2 separate regions of the Mus musculus genome follow, and region 2 is linked to region 1. The links are chromatin loops, found by intact Hi-C in ENCODE. Cell type or tissue: gastrocnemius. All regions are shown on one strand. Links, peaks and the distances in the headings refer to the core of each region. The heading gives the core; the rest is flanking DNA.

Region 1 (8,886 bases), core at 607-8,606:
TTGAACTGTAGGGCACCTGAGGCCAGGAAGTTCCTGGGCGGAGCCCCAACCCCAAGGTCCCCCAAAATACTCACACCCAACCAGGACTCTACCCATTTCAGCCAACAAGGGGCCCATCTGAAGCCAAGCCCCTCTGGGAGGAAGGGCTGGGCGTGGGGGAAGCAGAAAATTCAAGAATTAGGCTCCTTGTCTGAGGGGGAGAAGGAAGATCCCAGCATTGTCCCTAGGAGCCCAAACTTCAACAAGACCGTCCCAAATCCAGTTAAGACTGACAGAAAAGACTCAAAGCTGATAGACACCTGTCTGAGGGGATGCACTGAGGACCACAGATGTCCAAAGGCACTCCAAGTAAGGGAGACTGATAACCTTGCCTCTGGGGATGCCCAGTCTGTTGGGAGATAATTCTGCCTTCGGAAGCTATCTCAGCTGAGAGGGAGGTAGGCAACCTCTGAGGAGTTTTTTGTCTGATGATGGAAGCCAAAGACAAGGATTTAGGGCTTGGCTGGAGCTCCAGTTTCTACACTGTCCCTCTCCTCCCACCTCCTCACCAGGATACCAACTAGACTACCAAAGCGGTGACCCGTTGCCTACACCAGTTGCAAGTTGCCTTTAAAGGTACAAGGGCGACGCCAGGCGTGGTGGCGCATGCCTTTAATCCCAGCATTCAGGAGGCAGAGGCAGGCGGATTTCTGAGTTCGAGGCCAGTCTGGTCTACAAAGTGAGTTCCAGGACAGTCAGGGCTACACAGAGAAACCCTGTCTCGAAAAGGAAAAAAAAAAAAAGCACAATGGCTACTTCACAAGAGGAAGTTGAGGCTTCAGGATGATGTCATTACTGACTCAAATGCCAAACTTCTCACCCTACCTACCCCACTGGCTCCCTCCACTTTACCTGGACCCAGGGAGCCCTCATTAGCTGTTGGCTGTGCCATGGAATGTGTGGGGTGGTGGCTTTGACTCATGGGACCATAGGAAAAGGAGTGGAGTAGCTCTTTTAGCAACCTTCCAGTGAGGGAAGACTCCCTCACTGTTGCTCGGAACTCCCCTTTCCCACCCTGGGGGACAAGGGGCTGCCCTAGGTAGAGGTCAGACTTGGCTGTGAGACCTCAACTCAGTGCCCAAGTCACCCTCTCTAGCTGGATCACCACAGAGAAAGCTGTTCTAAGCAATGTTATGCACTGGGTGAGGTTCACTGCTGTTCTTCCAGGCCAGTCCATGGCCAAAATGTGGCCAGAAGGAAATGGGACTATTCCTTCTAGAAAATACGATGTCCTCACTGGTACCCACATAGCTGAAGGTGACAAGGAACTCCTGATTCTAGCTCCCTGTGCCCATGCTCCAGGCAAAGCAGAGTATTCCTGGGTATGACCTCACCACCAACCATCTGGGGGGACTTCTCCTGACTTAGTGTCTTCCCCTCACGTCCTCCCCAGCTAGGCCAGCCACTGTTCACTGCTCCTGACTCCTCCTCCCATTGAGAACTGGAGGTGCCCAGCCCACAGGAGCAAGGCTTACTGTTTGTTCTCCATTGCTGCCTCTGTTCACTAGAGATGTCCTCAGACACATTCGCAGGACAAGCACATCCGGGGAACCGGCTTCCTGGACCTTTCACTTAGCAGTTGTAAGGTGTGGTGTCAACACACAAGCTTCCTGCAACTGAGAAGACATACCCTCCTGGAATAAACAGCAGCAGGGCAGCCACTCCCTGGTGTCTCGGAGACTGTGACTACCAGACGTAGGGGAACAAGCACTGTATTTTATCATGCAACTGGATCTGTACAACCCTTACTGAACACCACACTCTCCAGGAAGCACTTGCTGGCTGCCAAGGACAGAAACAAGGGCGTCCAGAATAGCGGGTTCACGAGTCCTCCTCAGCCTCTGCACCTCAGCTGTGAGGCATACAGTGGAGGTCCCCAACTATCTGACTTCCAATCAGCCTGTTTGTGGATGGAGTAAGCTAATTGCTGTGGCTTATTGCTGGCACAGCCTTCTGAGAAGCAACAGGGGCTTGCAGGTGGCTGAACGGAATCACCTCAAGTCCTGTAAATGCCTTTATCCTGTAGGAGGAGCCACTTTGCCAGCCTGGAAAGCTCCGGGAACCGCTCCCTGCCCAGGATACTTCATCAGCTCAAAACACATAGTTCTGCAGTGACCAGAAACTTCCCGCCCTCTGCCTTGCTTTGGGGTTAGGAGTTACTGTAGCTCAAGTGGTTTGGACACGCCCCAGCTGTACCTGGAAGAGTGGTGAACTCAAGCTCCAGCCTCCACCCACAAGGAACAAACTGAAGGTGTGTGCACCCTGCCTTCTGTAGCCATCCCACCTGAACACATCTACAGGCAACACAGAATGCCCTCAGTCACTCACGAGTCACTGTTCTACACCCACCAGGCCCCTCCAACAGGCTGAGCATACCCAGTAAGCCGGATACACATCACATTTCACCCTCAGTGTGCAGCCTCTTACTTAACAGATAAGACATTGACAACACCCATGGCGTTGGTGGCCGCATTAGATCTGTGGTGATTTCCTACAGTGAAATCAATGTTTCCAAATTGTTGATAATGCTGTTAGGATGGAACCCGGGGGCTCCTACACAGCCTTCGGCCTCTGCCATACTTGATATTCCTGTACTTTGCTTTGTGAGTACTGAACCTAGAACTTCACACATGCTAGCAAGCATTCCATCAGAGTATGTCCCCGGCCCTGTGTTCCCATTTTGTAGGTAGACAAGCTAAGGTTTAACAAATTAGTGTAGGGAGCTATGTGCGTCCAGCTGCAAGACACTTGCCTGTCCTTGGAGTCACACCCGAGGAGGAGACCATCAAAGGCTTGGGTATAAAAATTTATTATACGTAAAAGAATATTACCACTAATAAATGCAGACAAGCAAGGACACAACGGGACTGGCTGGAAGATGAATTCTTTGGAAAGTGAACAGGTTTAAGTGGCTGGGAGCCTCGTGCCAAACACCACAGGGCATGAGGGCAACAAGTGACTGCCGTGTGAATCCACAATACCTCTCCTATTGGAGCAAGGGCCTCAAGGATGGCTTCCCAAGGTGGCCCAGGCTGATCTGGAGTCGGGGCAACACCACTGTAAGCAAGACATTTAATTGGAAAAATTCCACAAACTATACATGACCCTTGAGCCACACAATTCAAATATAAAACATTAAGTTAGAGGCGTGGGAAAAGAAGGCGGCATGGGTCCGAAGCTCCTTCAATCCTGGTGGATCCGTGGGGAAAGGACGGGGATGGTGAAACCAAGCCCCTCCTCTCAATGTACAAAGGATTACTCTGATTGATATTAAATTGTATTGACAACAAAATAGACTAAAAAGCAATCGCTACTCTCTGGTGGGGTGGAGGTGGAGAGAGAATGAGTCCGTGAAGCAGGAGGAGCAGCGGGGAGGCTCTGGTCCTGCTGCTCACTCCCGCTGCTCCATCTTGACTTTCGGTGGCCGCAGGAAGGTCCGATTCTTCTTCTCCTTCTTCCCCTTTGTATTTGCCTGGAAATTTCGCCAACTGTCCACTCGACCATCCCGACTTTCCTGAAAGAAAGGTCATTAAGAGTCATTAAGGATCAAGGTAAGGTCATTAATGAGCAAAGGGACCGAGCCTGTCCTGCCACCAACGTCCTCCCATACCAATCCTGATGAGCCCTCTGGGACAGTCCAAGAGCAGAGAGAGCCGAGCCGAGCCTTCTCCCTTCTCTAAGGACCCAGGGAAGTTTCCCAGCATCCTCTCAAAGCATCTTGGAAGAGGATGAGATGGGTGAAGACAACACTGTGAAGCTCTGGGCAGTGTTCTGGGCATCGCTTTCCGTGCTGCTGAACTGCACCTCCAGAACTAGCTTCACGCCGGCCGCCTTTTGTTGAATGTTTTTAAGACAGCATTTCACTATGTAGCCCTAACTGGAGCTTACTATGTAAACCAAGCTGGCCCTGAACTCTGAGATTTGCCTCCGGCTGCCTTCCAACTGCTGGGACAAAACATGTGCCCCACCATGCCTGGTCCCTAGCTTGTCTCTTCTAACCTTTACAGAAAGCTGGCTACAGTGTGCCTTGGACAGGACTGTGCAGCAATGAGGAGCTGACTAGTTCTGAACCACAGAGCTGGCTGGGAGCACAGCCATTTTTTCTTCACCTTGTTCCTGTTGCCCCTCTGACAACTGAGGGGATGTCCCCAAACCAGCTCTTCTCTGGCCACAAAGAACTACCTCATTATCACATGGGCTACTCACTTTCCCTTTCCAAAAGGCTGGGCAGAAACAGAGCCAAAAATTACAGTTAACCAAGCTCTACCCTAAATTCTAACTCCTATAAAAGACCAGATGCAATCCACGACTGGGTTGGACACTTGAAGAGCAATGAACCCAGTTCAGAAGCTACAAGGTGGGCTGGTGTGGTGGCTCATACCTATAATCCCAGCACGGGAGTGGCTGAGGGAAGCAGACCATCAGGGGTTCAAGGACAGACTAAGCTGCGTAGTGACTTCAAGATACCTTGGGCTATAAGGTGAGACTGTCTTAAAACCAAAAAACAAAATGTCAGAAGGCTCTGCAGAAACTGGGTCAGATGAGCCTGACCCCAGTGGTCTGTGTGTCTTTAACTCTGTGGCCTCAGCCCCAGTGTGTGGGAGGCTGACGGGGGAAGATGAGGGGGTCCATGTTCAAGCCAGACTGAAAACTTAGCTCCACTCTCACCTCCCGCCTGCTTTCACAAACTGATCTCAAAGCTAAGCGGGGTGCTTCATGTTACCCTGAAGTCACCTGTGTTAGGCCCATTAGGTAGCTGTGTCTGTCAGTGCCCATGTCGGGGAAAGCTATAAAGGCGAAGCAGCCGACTGCTTCTCCAGTGCCCACTTTCACCCACACACCTACTTCCCTGCCTGCCCCAGGCATCAAGCTTCCTTAGTCTAGAATGACCCACCTCAGCTCCTCGCCTCAGACACTCACCTCAAAGTTTTTCTGCCACTCTCTTTCTCGCTTGGCTTTTTCCTGGGCTTCGATCTCCTCTTCTCTCTGTCGCTTCCTGGGAGGGAAAGCAGAGCAGTCTTTATTTAGGGCTCACAGGAGCTGAGGCCCAGCCAGGGGAGGCCTCATCCTAAAACACGCCGATGACAAAACCCAACCCTAAAATGACATTTCACACAAGCCCAACTAGCAAAATCTAATTACTCAACAACAGAAAACGCACAAGCCAAATCGACCCCAGTGCTTTTTCTTCCCCCTCTCTCCCCTGCTCCCCCGCCCCCTCTCCCCCTCTCTCCCCTGCTCCCCCCGCCCCCCCGCCCCCTCTCCCCCCTCTCCCCTGCTCCCCCCGCCCCTCTCCCCCCTCTCTCCCCTGCTCCCCCGCCCCCTCTCCCCCTCTCTCCCCTGCTCCCCCCGCCCCCTCTCCCCCTCTCTCCCCTGCTCCCCCCGCCCCCTTCTTTCTTGTTTCTCTGTGTAACAGTCATGGCTGCCCCAGGAGACAGGCCTGCCTCTGCCAGGATTGAAGGCCTGCACCACCAGGCTGGGCTTCCTTTTTTGTTGTTCTCTGAAACAGTGTCTCAAGTAATTCAAGCTGGCCCTGAACTTGCTTAATGGCAAGCCAAAAATAGTCTGAACTCCTTTTTTTTTCCTGCCTTCACCTCCCAAGTGCTGGGATTGTGGGCATGTTCCATCATACCTGGCAACCTCCACTCTGTGACAATCAAAGGAAATCACACTTGAGCAGAGTAACACGTTCAAGTTCTTCCATTACAATCCTACCTACTCAACACAACTGCAGCTACATGGCCTAGAAAAGATTCTGGCCTCCAGAGCCTCAACAACTCTACTGCACTCCAGAGAGGAAGGAAACACACTGCACTCCTCAATAAAAAACCGATTCCCTACAGACAGGGGGAGTCAGGGTTTCCCAAAAGTCTACAATGTCTGACTGGCTCAGACAGCCTGGCCTCACGTATGCCAGGCAAGAGCTGCACCACTGAGCTGTGCCCCGGCCTCTCCAGCTTAGTCTCATAAGTGCCCTACAGACTCATCGGGAAATCCGCAGAGACCCAAGCGAGCTGATCTGTGCATCTAAATGGGACTAAGACGGTCATGGAGATAGGCACCTCTCATGCATTTCTTTGGCTTCTCTCTCTTTCCTTTTAATCTCCAGCTCAGCAAACAGCTTCATGGTCTGTTTGTAGACTGCCTGTTTGAACTGTAAGAAAATTAAGGACAAAAGAAAAGTCAACATTTCACATCAACATTGACATGAAGCAATTACATTTAGAGCCCTAAAGACTACAACTGGGCATTTAACTGTCTGCAGGGAGAAGCAATAACAACACTGTCTCCTCAGGGAGAAAAGACGGCTGCCCAGGAGGCCTTTCCTCTCCCAGCCTGCAGATGCTCTGTTAGGACATGGATGCACTTATGCCACCACTTGGGATTTTAAAGGGTGCTCTCTTCTCTAAAACTCCAAGACTAACTTCTACTCTTCTTTCTTTTCCTTCGTTCGTTCGTTTGTTTGTTTGTTTCGGTATTTTTCAAGATAGGGTTTCTCTGTGTAGCCCTGGCTGTCCTGGAACTCACTCTGTAAACCAGGCTGGCCTCGAACTCAGAAATCTGCCTGCCTCTGCCTCCCCAAGTGCTGGGATTAAAGGCGTGCGCCACCACTGCCCAGCTCTACTCTTTTTATAGTATTTTATAATTTTGATTCAGTGGACAGAATGATGAAGCTGAATCCTACACAGTGAACACATGCCCCAAATCACAATCCTATCTAAAGGGACAAAGACGCTAATCACCTGCTCCTAGCTAGGTATGGCAATGTGACTCTAGAGTTTAGTCATTGTACTTATAAAGGACATCTAGGGTACTCTGAGAAGGAGTGGCATCTCTCTATTTCCCCCTGTAGTCTCGTTTAGTCACATGAGCAAGATGATGAGACACCCTAGACTAGGAAGGTGGGAGCCACAGCCAAGACCTTGAAGGACACATGGTGCAGAGCTTCCACCAGCAGCCACCGCCTAGGCCTACTGCACAGGACAAACATGTTCTACCTTGATTGAGCCAGTTGTCTCTCTGTAGCCAGTTCACCTTACACAATATACCTTAAGCAATGCATCGAAAGGAGCATATAACACAACATTCAATAGAAACCATAAAGACCAAGAACTCTATTGAGCTTCATAGAATGGAGGATAAAACCCAAGGCCTCTCAAGTGAAACCTCTACCACATTTATCTCCCAGTCCACCCAGGGCTTTTAAGAAAGGATGCTACAGTTGTTATTACTACAGGGTTGCTATTGAAGAGAAGCAGTAAAGACAAGTGGCCAGATCCCACCACAGCCGTTACATCCCAGGTCCCCGTCGGCATTTTACGTCTTTGCCTTCAGTAAGTTTAGTGAGGTTTTGCTTATGTCTTATTTGTTTGTTGTGGGCTATTTTTTGGAGACAGAGTCTAACTATGTAGCCCAACCTGGGCTCAAACTCAGGGTAATCCCCTGCCTCAGCCTCCCAATTGCTAGATCATAGGCATACACTCATGAAGGCCTCTTTTTTTAATGTATTCATTTTCTACACGAATATGTGGGTGCATTATGTATGTGTTGCCCACAAAGGTAAGAAGGCACTGCATCCCATGGAATTGTAGCTATAGACTGCTGGGAACCATCAGTGGTGCTGGGAACCAAAGCAGAAAGTGCACTTTACTGCTGAACCATCTCTCCATCCCCTTACACTTCATTTTTTTTTTTTTTTTTTTTTTTTGGTTTTTTTGAGACAGGGTTTCTCTGTATAGCTCTGGCTATCCTAGAACTCACTTTGTAGACCAGGCTGGCCTCGAACTCAGAAATCCGCCTGCCTCTGCCTCCCGAGTGCTGGCACTTCATTTTTTTAAAAACATTATATATATACACACACACACACATATGTATGTATGTGGCTGCATGAGGGTGTCAAATCCCTTGGAGCTAGAGACACAGACAGTTGTGAGCCACTGTGTGGATGCTGGAATTTGGGGATCTAAACTCTGACCCTCAGACTTACGTGGCAAGCATTTGACCCATCAAGTCAATTCCCCAGCAGAATATATTTTAGTATCTTTAAAAGCACTAAATTGTGAGTTAAAGAGATGGTTCAATAGTTAAGAGCACTGGCTGCTCTTCCAGGACATAGGTTCAGTTCCCAGCACCCACACAGTGGCTAACAACTATCTGTAACTCCATTCCCTGGAGAGCGAATACCCTCCTCTGGCCTTTGAAGGTACCAAGCATATATGCAGGCAAACACCTATGCACAGAGTTTAAAAATTAAAAATATATAAAAGCCATTTTCCCAGAACCCAACCTCTAAGTTCCTATGTACAAGTGTGTGTGTGTGTGTGTGTGCATATATATATATATATATATATATATGGGTGTGTGTGTCTCTGTGTGTATGTATGTATATATGTATGTATATGTGTCTGAGTAGCTGCTGGCTAGTTTAATGCCATCTTGACACAAACTAGAATTTCTAAAAGGACAGAACATCTGTTGAAAATTTGCTTCCATAAAACCTAACTGTACAGCATTTTCTTTCTTTCTTTCTTTTTTGATTCTTCAGCTGACAGCAAGAGGATTTATCATATATGAGTTACACTTGGCCACGAGACCAGAACTAGTCCAGAGTGCCAAAGGTTCAGGGCAGAGGGCCAGCGGGACTGTTTTGGTCCTAGGAAAGGCAGTCATTTTCCCAGGTGATCGTGGTGAGGTGACGTTGCGGGTCTCCTGAGACTTATTACCGACAGCAGCACACAGTCCGACAGCTTGTTCCGGTGTCCCGGCCTTGAGCATCCCTCACTTCTGCTCCTGCAGGCGTCATGGGGCACAGGCTGGTTTACTTGGCCCTCTGCCTCATCTTTCTTC
Region 2 (8,886 bases), core at 338-8,337, 130 kb before region 1:
TGTTTGTTTTCTGAACACAGGGCTTCTCTATGTAGCTTTAGCAGTTCTGGAACTCACTCTGTACACCAGGTTAACTTCAAACTCAAGAGATCTGCCTGCCTCTGCCTCCTGAGTGCTGGGACTAAAGGCATACATCATCACCCGCATAGTTTATTTTATGAGGAATAAAATGTAACAAGCTGTAAAATAAATAAACAAACAACAACAAACAACAGAAGCACTGAGCAGAGGAGACGTCAGGTAGGTGGCCACTGCTCTCCACGCTAGAGCGGTGGATTCGGGAGAGTAGACAAGGAAGCATCACACTGCCCTTCTACATACTCATCCTGATTATAAAAGGCCAACCTCGTCAGAGGAGAACTCAGGGAAGTAAAGTTGTTTAAGTTCACCCTGAATAGAAATAAAAATGAACTTCTTTTTTCTTCACACATGCTAGGCGAGCACTCTGCCACTTACCTATACCCGCGCCCCAATGGTGAGCATTTTGAGCAAAAGAAATATTCTCACCAAGAAGTAGTAAATTGGAGGGTGTCACAAAGCCACCAGCCGAAAAGCAGTCACATCGCACATTCCACTGACAATTCACATGGAAGCCAACCAAAGTCTTGACTCAAGGAGTCGCCAACTTCCACGTGAAGATGCCACTGAGGACAGACTAGCACAAAACCAAGAGAAGCTTTCTAGGTATCAGCATGCAAGAGGCTTCACTTCTAGTAAGCAGCTCGCATTCAAAGACTAAGCTACAACCACACTGCATGGATTTGCCTAACACAAAGAGCATGCACAAACGCATGCCGCTCCCTTTACTTTAGACGGTGCTCCTGTATCATCCAGTTGGTTTGGATATACGGGCAATTAAAAAAAAAAGATAAATGTTAAATAACAAACACACAACCATGCCTATTTACCTTGAATGGGATAAGAATAATGTGCTGAGCTTGGCTGGCTTGTGGTTAACCCTGTAGTGCAGGTAAGAACACTGTGTTGACTTGGAGATGGAGTCTGAATTAAACCACTTTCAGGTTTCATACCTGGCCACAGTGCACCTGAATCAGATGATAAAGTGGACCAATTACAAACAACACACAGGGCTGAGGAGCACAGCTATGCTTTAAATACCAACTGGTAGGTTTCAAGTCGAAATCTTAGATTTGCTTGTAGGAGAAAATTACTGGTTCGCCCACTTATAACTCAAGCAAATATTTTCAAAGAGTTAGAGGAAGGGGCCATAGGAACAAAAACTGCTAAAATCCCCAATAGCAGCACATATGTTCCTTTTTCTCAATGGTTGGAGCAATTGACCAGTATTCAGAAAAGAGTACACCAAACTGGAGTACTTGTCAGAGAGAGCGATTGATGTCAGTGTACAATTCAAATTGTCAACTTGGGAGATAGCCTAGATAACTTAAAACTCACTTACCCAAAGTATAAACACATTCTCTAAATGGTTTAGTACACTTTTCTTAAACTGATTATTTTATAAACTTTGTTTCCTATGTTAGGAAAGACACGCCTGCTTTTAAAACAATAAAAAAACATTACATAGGCCCCAGATGTGGTTCAGTTGGTAAAGAGCTTGCTTCACATATATAAATCCCTGGTTTCAATCCCACCACATAGAGTGGACATGGTGGTGCATGCCAATAACCCCAGCATTCAAGAAGTAAAGGCAGATCCTGACTACCTAGCAACTTCAAGGGTATCCTCAGCAATATGATATCATGTCTCCAAAAATAAGATAAAAATTATATATCAAGGCTGTCTACACTTTATAGCATCACACTGTATAAAACAAAAACAAAATAACATTTAAGGAAAAAAGTTATACATGATTCTATCATCCAAACATAACTATTAATGGATTGCAGAAGTTCACCCACATTTCCCAGGGTGTCCTACCCCATCGCTCTGCCTTACTCTGTGAGATAGGGTCTGTTGCTGAACATGGAGCGAGGCTGACAGCCAGCAGTGATGCGCCTTGCCTCTAGGCCCCAACTCTCGTGCTGGGGTTATAGGCACACACACTGCCACACCTAGCTTTTCTACCTGGGTGCTAGGGTCTGACCTCAGATCCTTACGCTTGAGAAACAAGCACTGATTCAGATGGGCCATCTCTAAGGGCCACTATTTTATTTTTTAATTTACATATAAAAGGTAAGAATCGGTGCTATGATTTTTGGTAGTTTGGCATTATATATTTTTGTTAAGCATATCATATTTATTGTTCACAAAGTGTTTATATTTCCCAAGTAGGGTTAGATCCTAAAGACTTAAGAGTTGTGAACATGTTTATTAACACACAGTATTAAACAACATCTCATCAACACGAATGCAACAAGTAAGAATTTCCCATTAGCCTTATTGCTTAGTATTTTACTATCCAAGGCCAGGTTTTACCATGTGGACCAGTCCTCCTGAGTAATGAGATTAGAGGTGTGTGCCATCATGCCAGGCCAGAAACTCAAATACATTTTTTTTTTTTTTTTGAGGAAAAGAGGAATAAAAGACAATATAGAAACTGCCTCTAGCATCATCTTTTAGGTATGTGAATATATTTCTTTAAAGGTACCCTATATATAACTCCTTATATTAAGAAACATGAATTCTATATAACTTTTGCACAGAGCAAATGAGGAAACCAAACAGTATTTTTGGTTTTTTGTTTTTAATATACTGTGTCTGTGTGTGTGCCTGTGAACACAGATGAAAGTCAGAGAACAGCTTCTCTCCTTCCATCATGTAGGATCCAGTTATCAAACTCAGGTCATCAGCCTTGCCAGCAGGCACCTTTACCGGATCAGCCATCTCAGCAGCATTTCTTTATTCCTTTATGCATTCATTCATTCACTCATTCATTCATTCACTTACTCATTCATTTATTTTCTTAAAAAGACTAATTTGTTTATTATATATACGTTCACTGTTGCTATCTTCAGACACACCAGAAGGGGGCATCAGATCTCATTACAAATGGTTGTGAGCCACCATGTGGGTGCTGGGATTTGAACTCAGGACCTCTTAACCTCTGAGCCATCTTTCCAGCCCTCACTTACTTTTTGAACCAGGGTCTAACTACATAGCCCAGGATGGTCCTGCCTCTGCCTCCCAAGGGACAGAGCTACATCTGTACATTATCACATCTATTTTTAAAGCTTCAATTTTTTTTTTTGTACATACACGTGTAGGTTTTTAAAATTAATTTTTTAGTTAGCATACGAAATAATGGGTTCCACTGTGGTACTTTCAAGCATGTGCTGATTCATGCCTCCCCTCCCCCGCCCCCACGTGCATACATGCACGCACACACACCTCCTTGCCCTATAGCCCACTCTGCCTGGCATTTCTCTGATAGGTCTTTTGGCTTTCTCATCACATGCACTCACTCCATCACTTACTCTTTTCCCCTTCCATGACTTTCTGGTTACAAGAGCCCTCTCTGCTTATACACAATTTAGACCTAGGTTCCACATACAAGAAAACATTTGGTGTTTGAGCTTGGCTTGTTTTACTTAACATAATTTTTTTTAAATGCCATGATTTCATATTTCTGGGATTTGTTTGTTTTTGTTATTTTAGACCTTGAACTCCTTCCTGACCCTCTTGCCTCTATTTCAGAATGCCACCACACCTGGTTGCAATCCTGCTGACAGACAATAAGGACGGTTCCATTTCCTGACTACTGTGATAACCACTGTTATCCAAGTACCCTGTGGTAGCTGCCCTAGTGTCCTTCAAACATAAGCGAACATGGTGCAGCTGGGCCACACGTGTTGGGGTACATTGTGTGAAGGTATGTCTCTACATTCAATTGTTAATTCTGTATCACTGGTCTCATATTTTGTAAATATTCATTTTTCCTTACCTGCCTAAGGCATTTTAGAATTGACTTTAATAAAGAGCTGTCGGCCAATAGCTGGGCAGGAAATGGAAGGAGGAACTTCCAGGTAGAAAGAGGGTTGTAGAAGAACTGAGAGGCAGGAGATTTGCCAGTGGACAGAGAGGTGAACGCATAGATCAGAGTGGAAAACAGAGGTAGAACTGGCCAAGTGGTGGTTAGAGTAGTCAGGAGACTGCCCAAGAAGAGGCCTAAACTTTAAAATATTAGTAAGCGCCCATGTCATTATTTATAATGCTGCTGCTGGGTCTAAGATAGCCCCGTTATACACAGAGTAGTTCAACTTAACTTTTTTGAAAAACCTCCACAATTGCTATACAAATTTACATTCCCAGTGACCATGGATATTTTTAAGAATGTAAGTTACAGGGCTGGTGAGAGAGGTGAGGCCTGGTTAAGAGAATGTCCTGTCCACGCAAAGGATCTGAGCTTGGTTCTCAGCTTCCACAGCTGTCTGCAGTTCCAGTGCCAGGGCATCTAACACCTCTGGCCTCTATAGGCATTGTTCTTAAGAGTACACACATCCTTACTTAAATGAGTGTTGCACTCATGTGTGCGCACCCTCTCAAACAGGATGTGTGCACTTGTGGGTGGGGCAATCAGCCTTTGGGGAGCGGCTCTCTCCTTGCACCTGTCTATGGGTTCTAGGGGTTGAACTCAGGTTGTCAGACTGGCACTTCAAGGGCCTTTACCTGCTGTTATCCTGCTGGTCCCAAGTAAATGACTGCTAAAGACACTGTGGCACATGCCTGCTACCCCAGCATCTGAGAAGTAGAGGCAGGAGGATTAGGAGTTAAAGACCAATTAAAATATATACAGAATTCAAAGCCAGCCTGATCCAAAAGAGAACATAAGGCCTGTGAGGTAGCTTAGCCTGTAGAGAGAGGCACTCAATGCAGGCCTGATGGGTGTTTGGTTTTCCTGATCCCACAAGGTGGCAGCACAGGACTGCCCCTCACACTCACGCCTGTACTCAGTTACAGGCACACAGACTTAACAAAATTGAAACAAAACAGATACAATAACCTTAAGAAATATGACAAACAGGGCCAGTGGTTGAGAGTACTTTGCTAGTCAATCGTTAGGACCCGAGTTTGCATCCCAGCGCCCATGTAACAACCTATAGGCATGGTTTCAGTCTGTTCCTGGTCTCAGGGCTATACTGTGTGGACCGAAGCCTGCTGGGCTTGGCTGACTGTGAGCCTACCCCAAAACTCAGAAGCCAGGTTCAGGAAAGACTCTACCTCAAAGGGATGAATGAGACAGAGTGACAGAGGAGGGTACTTAACCTTAATAACCTGCTTCTGCCTGCACCTGCACACACCACACCCACACACACACACACCCACACACCCCACATACACACACACACACACACACCCACACACACACACCCACACACACACACCCACACACCCCACATACACACACACACACCCACACACACACCCCACACACACACCCACACACACACACCCCCACACACACACCCACACACACACACCCCCACACACACCCCCACACCCCCACCCCCACACACACACACACACACACCCCACATACACACCCCACATACACAGACGCACACAAACAAATATATTACAAACATATCCTATAGCTTCTCTGGAAAAGTGGAAGAAAATATATCTGTCATACACACTGTCCCTAACCTAAATCTGTTATCCGTAAGTCTCACATACTACTTATTGAAACACAATGAACAACGCCTTGGGGAACCGTTGAGAGGCTTCAGGAAAAAGGGCAGAGGGCCTTTGACTTCAAGTTCCTGTTGTTTCCTGGACTGCTCTTAGCCATGATTTCATACCTCCTGTGTTAAACATTTACATTCCATTTATAAGACATATTTATTCTTGTTGAATGTCAGAATATAGCTACAGAACCCAATCTGGTTAGTATACCCTGGATCTGGTATGGCCTTCTGCCTTTCCTGCTTTCCCAGATATAATCTATAGTATGTGCCAGGCAACTGTGTTTCAACTGCTTTGTTCTCAGAAAGTCCTGAGAAAGGGCTGCTCTGTTAATATTTAGTATATACTTATTGGCATTTATTTACATGGTTTCATGATCATGTTTTTCTGAACCTAGCCTTCCTTGGATCATTGCTTTGTTACACTGGTGTATAAAAGTACACAAGTATGATTGTCTACAGCATCGGACTGTGTCTGCCTCTTTCTTTCTTTCTTTCTTTCTTTCTTTCTTTCTTTCTTTCTTTCTTTCTTTCTTTCAAGATATTTTCTTTATTTACTCTTCTCTTCTCTTCTTCCTTCCTTCCTTCCTTCCTTCCTTCCTTCCTTTCTTTCTTTTTTAGTTTTTCGAGACAGGGTTTCTCTGTGTAGCCCTGGCTGTCCTGGAACTCACTCTGTAGACCAGGCTGGCCTTGAACTCAGAAATCCGCCTGCCTCTGCCTCCCCGAGTGCTGGGATTAAAGGTGTGCGCCACTATGCCCGGCTTTTATTCACATTTCAAATGCCATCCTGAAACCTATACCCTCAAAGATCCTCTGATCCCAGGTCCAGCAGAGATCTGTGTATGTAATCTGTGTACTTAATTATTACAAACATTCAAAATTAACAATTACTCTTTTTAATACAATACCTTCTCAAAGTTCTCAGCAGAGTTCTATCTACATAATTTCCTTTTTTAATGTGAGAGAGATGTGATGACTATAAAGGGCACTGTTAGAAAAGACACAAGGAGCACCTTGTGAGGTGTTTTATTAACTGAGTTTGGGGTAAGAAAAAAACTTTATAATTCAACAACAAATGGGATCAAGTATTCAGTGATCACAAATTTTGAGCAGAACGAGGAAGAAGAAATATGAAAATAATTACTGTACAACTGCTAGCCTATTATGAACCATCTGAGGAAAGCTTAGCTTAATATATGCAATAATAAATAACCACGAGGCTGGAGAGATGGCTCAGCAGTAAGAGCACTGGCTATTCTTCTAGCAGTCTTGAGTTCAATTCCCAGCACATACATGGGTTTACAACTATCTGTAACTGTAGTCCCATGGGACCCAATGCCCTCTTCTGGTATGTAGATACACATGTAGACAAACACTCATATACAAAAAAATACATAAATAGACTTTTTAGAATTATTTTGTATAAATGAAAAGAGATAACCACACATAGCTGGGTGAGGTGGTGCAAGCCAGGAATCTGCAGAACATCAGGAAGTCTGCAGCAAGAGGACCCTACCATGATTATCATCTAGGAGTCCTATGTGGGGGACGCCTGCAACCCCAGCACTTGCGAAGCTGAGGCTTTAGAATTAGAGGTCAGTTTAGCTATAAAACACTTCCTCAAAAAACGAGAGAAAATGAGTCTTTGGAGTCAGGTGGAGCACATCTTATGTAGGGTGCAAAAGGCCATGTGACAAATCCCTAGACAGCAAAACCAGCAAGCATACAAACAACTTCAGGTCTTAGCATTTACCAAGGAGCCTAAGAAGGTTACGAAGCCTAAAAATGAGACAGCTGTCACTGACACATGACACTGGCCAAGTGAACCAATAGAAGTAGGTATGGAGAAACTAAAAGCAGGCAACATTAAAATGCCCCAAAATCTGTGTAAGAATTTCTCTAGAAGTTAAAAAATAATCCTTAGCTTGTTTAAATGATGTCTCAAAGATGTAACTTTTTTTAACTAAAAAATTTTTTTAGATTTATTTATGTGTATGAGTATTTTGCCTTCGTATATGTGTGTGTGTGTGTGTATGTATGCCTGGTGCCCAAGGAGGCTAGAGAAGGTGGTAACTAAATTCTTAAAACTAGAGTCACAGACAGACATGAACTATGGGTCCTGGCAACTGACTCTGGACCTGTGGCAAGAGCACCAAGTGCTAAGATATCCCTCCAGCCCCCAAACATAACTTTAACACGTTAAGTTAAATTAATATTAAAATTTAATATTATTAATTTATTTATTAATATTTAGTGTTATCAGTGTTAAAACAGAGGAGCAATAAACATATTGTACATATCTATAAATGTATACATGTGTAGAAAATTTGGGGCTGGTGAGATGGCTTAGTGGTTAAGAGCACTGACTACTCTTCAAATCCCAGCAACCACATGGTGGCTCACAACCATCTGTAATGAGATCTGACGCCCTCTTCTGGTGTGTCTGAAGACAGCGACAGTGTACTTTTTTTTTTTGTTGTTCGAGACAGGGTTTCTCTGCATAGCCCTGGCTGTCCTGGAACTCATTTTGTAGACCAGGCTGGCCTCAAACAAACAAAAATCCCAAAAAACAACAATAAACAGAACAAAACAAAATAAAACCCTACTATGAGACATAGTCTAGCTGAATATTTAGATTTAATGATTTTAGCTGAAATCATTCTCCTCACAATGCATTTACTAGGTTTACCTTAGCACAGCACTATGTCCTATATAAAGTGAGTCTAGTCAGTCTCTCAACCAATGATTCCATGCTTCTAACTGGTGTGATGGTGCCCACCTGTAATCCCAGTATTCAGGAAGTTGAGGCAGGAGTACAGGAACTTCCAAGGTCACTGGCTACACAGCAAGTTCAAGACCAGACTGAACTAATGTAGCAAGATTTTGCTTCAATAAGGCAAAGGTGAGAAAGCACAGCTCAGTGTCAGACCTCGCATGGTGGGAGCATGGAGAACGGGGCACTCGATCCAAGGGTCAGAGTCAAGAGCTTGGAAATTATCAAATTTTCGTGGGTAACCAAATAACTATAGAAAACCGTAAGCGTAACTTCTACCAAACGCTTAGTAAGTAAATACTCCTCACCAGCCACGCTTGCTTTCTGAGCAGGGACAGAGGGTTCTGACTGACGAACACATCCTTGAGAACTGCTCACAACAGGAGAGCTTACCGAAAGGAGGTAGTCCGTAAGTTTGGGTTGCCTGAGGGTAGACAGCGTAGGGTTGAGATTGCTGCAGTGTCTGGTACTGAGTCTGCCCAGGATAAGTGGTTTCCGAAACAGGAACTG

The links. A loop is a pair of places that touch in the nucleus more often than their neighbours do. Peaks named below come from ENCODE experiments on the same cell type or tissue, not always from the same donor. Only the 100,000 strongest peaks of a DNase experiment are listed, where the experiment ranks them.
Region 2: a loop joins it to region 1, with 7 times the contacts of the local background. A loop is called at or near these places in 17 of 42 quality-filtered maps.

What each region holds. Positions count from the first base shown.
Region 1 is chr4:132,547,684-132,556,569 of GRCm38, reverse strand. Dnajc8 (DnaJ heat shock protein family (Hsp40) member C8) reads right to left here. Exons shown (of 9, transcript NM_172400.3): 7 at 6,102-6,193; 8 at 4,960-5,035; 9 at 2,828-3,553. The coding sequence ends at 3,431. Among named protein-coding and RNA genes, the nearest start is that of Gm24762, 4.9 kb to the right of the region's middle. In gastrocnemius, for the core only: no CTCF peak of the experiment used is centred there; no DNase peak of the experiment used is centred there; H3K27ac peaks cover 467 bases.
Region 2 is chr4:132,672,916-132,681,801 of GRCm38, reverse strand. Eya3 (EYA transcriptional coactivator and phosphatase 3) reads right to left here. Exons shown (of 17, transcript NM_210071.2): 6 at 8,770-8,886. Among named protein-coding and RNA genes, the nearest start is that of Eya3, 38 kb to the right of the region's middle. In gastrocnemius, for the core only: CTCF peaks have their summits at 2,939 (motif pointing right), 4,832 (motif pointing right) and 8,084 (motif pointing left); no DNase peak of the experiment used is centred there.